2 separate regions of the Homo sapiens genome follow, and region 1 is linked to region 2. The links are chromatin loops, found by intact Hi-C in ENCODE. Cell type or tissue: heart right ventricle. All regions are shown on one strand.

Region 1 (4,000 bases), 60 kb before region 2:
GTATGTTAATGAAAGATCTTGGCATATTTCAGTCTGCAGTAGGATTCAAATTGAAATAGGCCTTGATAAGTAGGAATAATTACACAGCAGACTGAAATTACCTCCTTTACAGAAAGATTCCAGGAATACAGGAAAAGGTCAAGGGATCATCGGTATCCAGGGTTTCTTGTTGCTGTTGTTCTTGTCATAGTTTTTTACTTGCCTAGATTTGTATCTAAGAACATACAAAAAAGTCCTCTCCATTTTTTGGTTTTCTGCTGCCTTTTTATGTTGTCTTTAGACTTCAAGGAGACATGGGAGAGGTGGGTGACTTTGGGGTAAAGGAGGAGAAATTGAATCTCTTCTGTAGGCAGAAGTAGAATCAGGAAATACAACTTTATGGTGGGCTATTCAAAGCAGTGGGCTTCATGTATTCAACAAGTATTCTGCTTTGCTAACCCATGAAACATGAAATCCCCCCACTAATAAACCCCTCTGAATCGTGCCACAATCTAAATGGTAAGTCGACAGAGGGCAGAGGTTTTGGAAAGGAATTTAAACTATTCCATCTTTTTGAAAGCTTAATAATTTTATCCTACATAAAGAGGACGAAAAGCCTCACATTCAGCATTTTAAAAACGCACAGTGCTCAAAAATTGAACGTTAGTTTATGATTTATTTACTCTTTGATTTTGTTCTTCTAAGACTTCCAGGCCATTAATGGTCAGGAATTCTTATTATCTCTTTTTATGAGGGAGCCTGGTTGTAGCACTATTGAGTTCAGGAGTGCCAGTGAAGATTAAAGACCTAATTTTAAAAGATGTACACACCCAATCTCTCACATGGTTGTTCATTCTTTTTACCTTCAGGCTTTCATCTTATTACACAAGGCAGGAAGTAGATTCTTTTCTTCTAGATTCAAGTGGTAAATTTATGTTCTGATAACATATTTAGGGAGCCTTTGGAATAAAATAATCTTAAATGTTTTTTTGTATCTTTGGTGAAATGCTGCATATTCAACCATTAAAGGAACACTTTCTTTTAAATCTCATAAGAGGAAATATATTCGTGCTGTAAAATATCTTCTTCTAAAAAGATGAATTTTTTATTTCTTCTAGTTGTATGTAGAAAAATGCTTTATTTAAGTCAAAACAATTTAGAAAACAACATGCTTTCTCCTTTTGATTATTAACACCAATGTTCAAATTAGTAAAACATGTCAAGTGGACTTTGCATGAAAAGTCAACAGAATGCTTTTTATTTGGCTTGCAGAGACCCTTACCTCACACTACTGAAGATCCCCTGTTGGCGTGCTGGTCAAACAGCTAACCTGTCCTTGCCAATAAATGCTATCCATTCCAGCCAAATTGAGTTTCTGAAAAGTAGAGCCCACTTTCCTGTTGACTTTCATTGAAAAACAGGAAGTTTACATGTACTCAACACCAAACATCTCTCAGTAAACAGTCTTAAAGGACTTAATGCATATCAGGTGCTCTATAAACATTAGCTGCCATTGCTTTAAAAAACATTAGCTGCTATTGCCATTGCTGCCAAAGAAAGGCAAATGTTTAACTATGAAAGTAATGGCAGCTAATGTTCAGCCCTAGACCAGATTTGAGCCTTGTTGGGAAGTGCAGGTCCCTAAAGCAGTGTTTTCTGCTAGAATGGCTTTAGAACACACAAGGGCAAATTTCTCTTCACTCACCTGAAAGCTTCAGTTGTTCTCTTGAGTTAGAAGCTTCACATTGGAAACTCCTGATTCCGCTCCTGTAGCTGAAGTGAGGACAGGCACAGAACACAGACTTGAAGCATATACTTTCAACGTTTCTGCCACCTAATGCACAACTGACGGCAACTCAAAGATATCTTACACATTCCTGCTTTTACTTAAGGAAAACATATTGTTCCTCTGCTCTATCAATTATGTAAGTCAGCAATGGTGAACCTATATTTAGCTTAAAGTAAGAGACCTAGCAATCTGAAATGCTAAATACTATTTCTATTTAAGTTACAAGATTGTCAAGTCAATCAAGGTATTAGTATTTAAGTTGTTTTTCATTATTTGAATATTATTGCACATAGTTTTATATGATAGGGTTGAAAAACAATCTTAAGTATTAAAGATGTGCCAGATTCTATGGCATAATAAAGGGAGTAAAATGCAATACATCATTGAGTGCCATGGCTCACACCTATAATCCTAGCCCTTCAGGAGGCCGAGGTGAAAGAATCACTTGAGCTCACGAGTTCAAGATCAGCCTGAGCAGCGTGGTGAAACTGCATCTTTACAAAAAGTGCAAAAAATCAGCCAAATATGGTGGCGTGCACCTGTAGTCCCAGCCATTTAGGGGGCTGAGGTGGGAGGATTGCTAGAGCCCAGGAGATGGAGGCTGCAATGAGCCATGTTCACTCCACTGCACTCCAGCCTGGGTGACCAAGTGATACCCTGTCTACAAATAACAATAATAATAATAATAATAATAATAATAATAAAACACCAACTTCTTTTGGCTGATAGGAGGGGTTTTTTTCCCCAAGACTCAGGCTCCTAGCTTCTGGATGGGGACCTATCTTACTCATGCAACTTTAAGATCAAGTTCAATCAGGATGCAGCATAAGGTTACAGGGCCTGTGCAATACGTAACTCCTGAGGTACCATTTGCTTAGACCAGGCATGTCCAATATCTGGGCTTCCCTGGGCCACACTGGAAGGAGAATTGTCTTGGGCCACACATAAAATACGCTAAGGATAGCTGATCAGCTAAAAAGAAAAAAAAGTTGCAAAAAATAAAAATAAAAACTCATAATGATTTAAGGAAGTTTATGAGTTTGTGTTGGGCTGCTTTCAAAGCTGTCCTGGGCCACATGTGACCCATAGGCCGCAGGTTGGACAAGCTTGGCCTAGGCTATGGTGTGAGTGCTGCTCCTTGGTGCTTTTAAGTACTTGGAGCCCAATGGCCTATTTCTCATGGGGTCTCTGATTACTTTGTTCTTGAAAATCATTTCCCGACATATAACCCTTTCTCACTGTTTACCCTTTTGAAATCTCTTTCAATTGTTGATTTCCAAGTAATGTATATAAAATAGCAACTAACTGTTTTCAAGAAATATGATGGTTAGCTGGGCTCAGTGGCGCTTGCCTATAATCCCAGCTGCTGGGGAGGCTAAGGCAGAAGGATTGCCAGAGTCTAGGAATTCGAGGCCAGCTTGGATAACATAGTGGGATCCCAAGTCTATATATATATAAAAGGAATATGATGTTTAGCCTAAGGAAGAGGTGTAAAAATGTGGGGGGAAAATGTGCATTTTAGCATTCTTGAAATACAGTATTATTTCTCTCTCTGAACACTGGTACTGTAGAAAGCTGACCCAACTCACCTTTAAATGTCTATCATCTTCAAGGCAGCAAGACATTTTAATGGAAAGCAGGCACCCTGGACTAGGCCCTAGACTTACCTGTGTCACTAAGATTCACATAACTCTTTTGGGCCTCAGTTTCATCATCTGTAATCTGAAGGGATTTAGCTCCAGTGCCCTTCAGATTTAACATTAAATAATTCTTGGAAATAAGGAGTCCTAAAATCTTTAACACTGCATTAAACTACCTGTATAGCTGAATTTTAACCATAAAATTTCATATAGAAATAGACTTGCATTTTTCATGGTGGGGACATAAATAATATTAATACCACACTAAAGTAATCAGATCACTGCATATGCTCACCTCCCATTTTGCTATAGAAATGTGTTTAAAACACAATGTAGCTATCACCTATTTTCAATATATACTTCTCTCTAGCTAGCTATATTTAAATTATGCATTAAATTCAGAATGTCACACACACACAAACAAGTGTTTAAAAAATCATATCTTAGTTCAAAACATTCTCAAATATATAAAGTTAAACTACATGGAAAAGCTTAAAAGAAAATTAAATATTGGGTCTAATTGTAAGAATTCTTGAAGAAATGTGGAACCAACACAAGAATGAATTCTCTAACTAGTAGCCAGTCCCAACTT
Region 2 (4,000 bases):
GACATAGAAAAGGACAATGAGGAGGTCATGAGACAATTACAGAAATATCAGAGGTGTTCAAGGATTTTACATCTGTGGATAAATCACAACATACCCACATACATTTCAATCATAAGCATATGAGAGTTCAAAACAAACCTGAGTGGGGAGAATGGGAAAGGAATACTGAATTACAAAGCTCAAAGAGATTTTTTGTATATTCATTTTCTATTGTTAACATGTTTTTATTGCAAGATGTAAAGTACAATACAAATGAGCGATTATTGCCATTAACATAAACGAAGTTACATGATAGAATTTTGTAGGCTCACAGACTCACAGGCTGAAAAGGGATATTAAACGGCAATTAGCTAAACCATCCATGTAGTATCTGAACCCTTCAATAGCATCATGGAACAGTTCTATCCTCTTTCCAAAAATGTGTGCATTGGTAGGGAGCCTAGTACCTCAAGAGGCTGCCTTAGACAGTACTGGCAGAAATTATTTTCTTATATCAAGCTGAAAATTTTCCCTGTAGTTCTTCTACCACACCTAACCCATCCCTCCTGCTTTCCTCTCTAACCCACAAACACAACGTCAAACAGGTGGACAGTGACCCCGCTGGGCTGGACTATCTGTGGCCACAGTGACTGGTCTAAGAGATAATCTTATAATTCAAACCAGGCATTCAGGGGCCATCTGCATTTGTCAAGCAGAGGCTAGGAGAGAAGCCATATTCCCCACCACAAGGAGAAGCGTTGAGAGTTAGCCAAAACCTAATGAAAAGCAGAGACAAAATAAGAGTAGAGGGTGTCCTGTACTTCTAGGCTTTCTGTACTTTCTGGTCTCAAAGATCCCAGGAGCTACCCTTATCCTCCAGTCTTCTCCTTTATTTATGAGTTACTCCAGTATCCTTCCTTTATTTCTGAATTACTCCAGTACTCTCAAAAAGCTTCAAATTCCTTCACCACCTTCATCCCATACCTTTTAATCAGCCTCAGTTCTTCTAACCACAGAGGTTAGGCTCTTTGAACGGAATATGGCTATAAAAACCATTTTTGGCAATATAAAGGTCTTACATAAAATAAAATAGTGAGTTGCAGGAAAGCAGTGAAAATAAAATTGGACATTTGTGTGTATATTTATTTATTACTGGGAGAAAAAAAATGTTACAGAATACAACCACTTCCAGAGCAAACCACATTTGCCAATGTCAACAATCCACTCTTATAAATAACATCACCATCTTGAATGGCTTGTTCAGTTACAGAGTGGTAGCATCACACTACCCTTAGTAGGAAGGAATTTAGCTTATGTTGTACATGCATTCTCCCTTGTTTCTTTTTCATAAATTTCAGCAAGAATACTTGAGAAAATACTTTATATTTTCACAAATTAACTGTGTCTTTATAGATTCCTTTTCTCTACACTATTGCAGAAACACAAGTTTGCCAATTACTTCCAGTTGAAAAGAATGAACTAAATCATATGTACATACAGGTATATGAACATCTCAACTGTAGAATGCAAACATGAAAGTCCTGCTCTGACAGGAGACTATTTTATTCTCTTTAAAATGACACACCTAGAACTGAATACAGTGATATATGTATGATCTGACCAAGGTGGAAGAAAATGGAATCATCACCTTCCTCATGCTAGATACTATATTCCTTTAAGTGCAGTGTAAGACTGAATTGGCTTTTTGGTGATCACATCCAATTACTAAGTTATTAATAGGCTTCTTTTTGTTCAAAATCACCATATTCTTTAAAAAACAAAACAGCAAATACGTTGTTGCTCTCTTCCTGAAACTGAACTATGATTTTCTGAATCTAGGCTGATTGATATTTGTTAATCACACAATCAGAATAGCATTTTTGAAACCTTGTAGAGAGTTAATATTCTTTGTTTGGCAGCACATGCCAGAATCATGCCTTTTTAATTGAACCCTCTGAAATCAACATGGCTGAGGTCCAGGGTACACAGCTGAGTATGCCAGCCTTTCCCTTCCTGGCAAGCGATGAGCCCTGACACTTCCACTTCTATACTGAGTTTCACCTTGTTGTTCAGTCATAGATTTAGAGTGACAGCTTCCCTAGCCTCTTCCTCTGTTAGCAAAATATGTCAAAAATCTGCCTAAAGTGCCGAGCTGAATGAAGCTTTCAGCAAATATTTTGTGTCAGTTTTGTGACAAGTAACTGGAAGGTATTATTCATCATTCAGACACTGATGAGGCTGAAGAGTGTAGTAGTCAACTGAAGACCAGATCCAGACTGGGTTTCAAACCCGGCTCGCCATTTATTAATACTAGCTGTGGAACCCTGAGCAAGTCATTTGACCTCTTTGTCCTTCAGGTTTCTCATCTACACAGTGGGGTTAAATATTGGTACCTACCTAAAGGGATCATAGGGATTAAACAGTTAATACACATATAAAGTGCTTATTATTGGCACATAATAAGCACTTTATAAATCTGCCACATAATAAGCACTCTATAAATGTTTGCTGTGTTTTTCATTTTCTCCTTCTTGTCATACTTACTCTATGATAAAGTTCCATTCTCTTTGTAATCTCCAAGTTCTTTAGCAACTTTAACCCTCCCAGACACAGGCATACCACGACTCTGCCCTCTGTTTCAATAAGGTTTCCCCTTTGCAAAGGAATATGACCTGCCACCATTATATTCCAGCTTCAAGTTCCACCTCACTAGATCACAGTGATCCTTATCAGACATCATTTATCAACCTGCATTATCAACCTGCATAATATCAAGTGTATGTTAATATGTTTAGGAATGAGGCCAGACTACAAGTATTGCTTTTGGCTCCTTTCTAAATTTGTTTCTTCTATGCCCTCATTCTCCCTTTCATCTTAATACCTACTTTTCTCCAAAACAATCAGCCTTCCAGGTTTATCAAGTATAGTTGGTCCTCCATATCTGTGGGTTTTGCATTAACGGATTCAACCAACCATAGATAAAAAAAAAAATTAAAAAAAAAGATACAAATAAAAAACAATACAGTGTTATCAACTATTTACATAGCATTTGCATTATATTAGGTATCATAAGTAATACAGAGATGACAAAGTATATGGAAGGGTATGTGCAGGTGATATACAAATACGACACCATTTTATCTTCAGCATCTGCAGATTTGGTTATCTATGGGGGTCCTGGAACCAATACCCCATAGATACTGAGGGACCACTGTATTTTTTCTCCCTCCTACTTTAGTTTAGAGGCTCACTGATGTAGCCAGCAAGGGCAAATGAGGTTTCCTGGTTCTCATTAGGCAAATTCCACTCAGAGCCAAGAAACCCTCATTTAATTATCTTAATGCATGGTTCAGACATCCAAATCTTGTTCATAAACACCATCTGCATAAAGAATTGTTCACCTCCCTGATTTTCTTCTCTCTTCCCAAATCCTGACCAGCAGCAGGAAGAGGCAATAGAACATCAGTGCTCTCCAAGCCTTTGGTTTCTTGTCCAAGAACTTGTGGTTCTTTAAGATGTTTCCCCATTGCCTTCTGCTTATGACATTTATTCCCCTGTGAATCAGCAGGAGTGGGCAGCAGTCAGGAGGTTTAATGAGGCTGGAAAGGTTTTTCATCAAAGCCAGGATATAGCATCCTAGAAGGCAGCAGTATCCTCTCTGATTGCTCAGGTCCCCTCTGTGCCTGTCCATGGGGTGTCACCAGCCAGGACTCAGCTCTTGTAGGGACAGTCGTAGGTCCTCCTCACTTCCAGTTGTTGGAGATGGTTCACACTGACTGGTTCTTCTCCAGAAGGTTTTGACTTGCTCCTCTGCGGAGTGAATCTCAAATTCACTGTGTGCTTCCAGAGGGAAGTCTGTCTTTTTCCTCTAGGCCCCATTTTTCCTTGCCTTCTCTTCACCTTAAGGTCTTCAATGACTCACTGGTACTTTAGAATATGATTTCTCGTCCACAATGTCCAGATTTACCCTTGAATAAAACTATCCTACAATGAGCTGTGTAATTGAGGAATTTTTTTCCCT

Evidence for each region. Peaks named below come from ENCODE experiments on the same cell type or tissue, not always from the same donor. Only the 100,000 strongest peaks of a DNase experiment are listed, where the experiment ranks them.
Region 1: it touches region 2 in a loop (2.2-fold over the local background); 3 of 110 quality-filtered maps call a loop at or near these places.

The regions. Positions count from the first base shown.
Region 1 is chr6:125,232,662-125,236,661 of GRCh38, forward strand. The region is part of intron 3 of TPD52L1 (TPD52 like 1); the gene reads left to right. Among named protein-coding and RNA genes, the nearest start is that of HDDC2, 67 kb to the right of the region's middle. In heart right ventricle, no CTCF peak of the experiment used is centred here; no DNase peak of the experiment used is centred here; H3K27ac peaks cover 1,388 bases.
Region 2 is chr6:125,293,155-125,297,154 of GRCh38, forward strand. The region is part of intron 3 of HDDC2 (HD domain containing 2); the gene reads right to left. Among named protein-coding and RNA genes, the nearest start is that of HDDC2, 6.8 kb to the right of the region's middle. In heart right ventricle, no CTCF peak of the experiment used is centred here; no DNase peak of the experiment used is centred here; H3K27ac peaks cover 1,019 bases.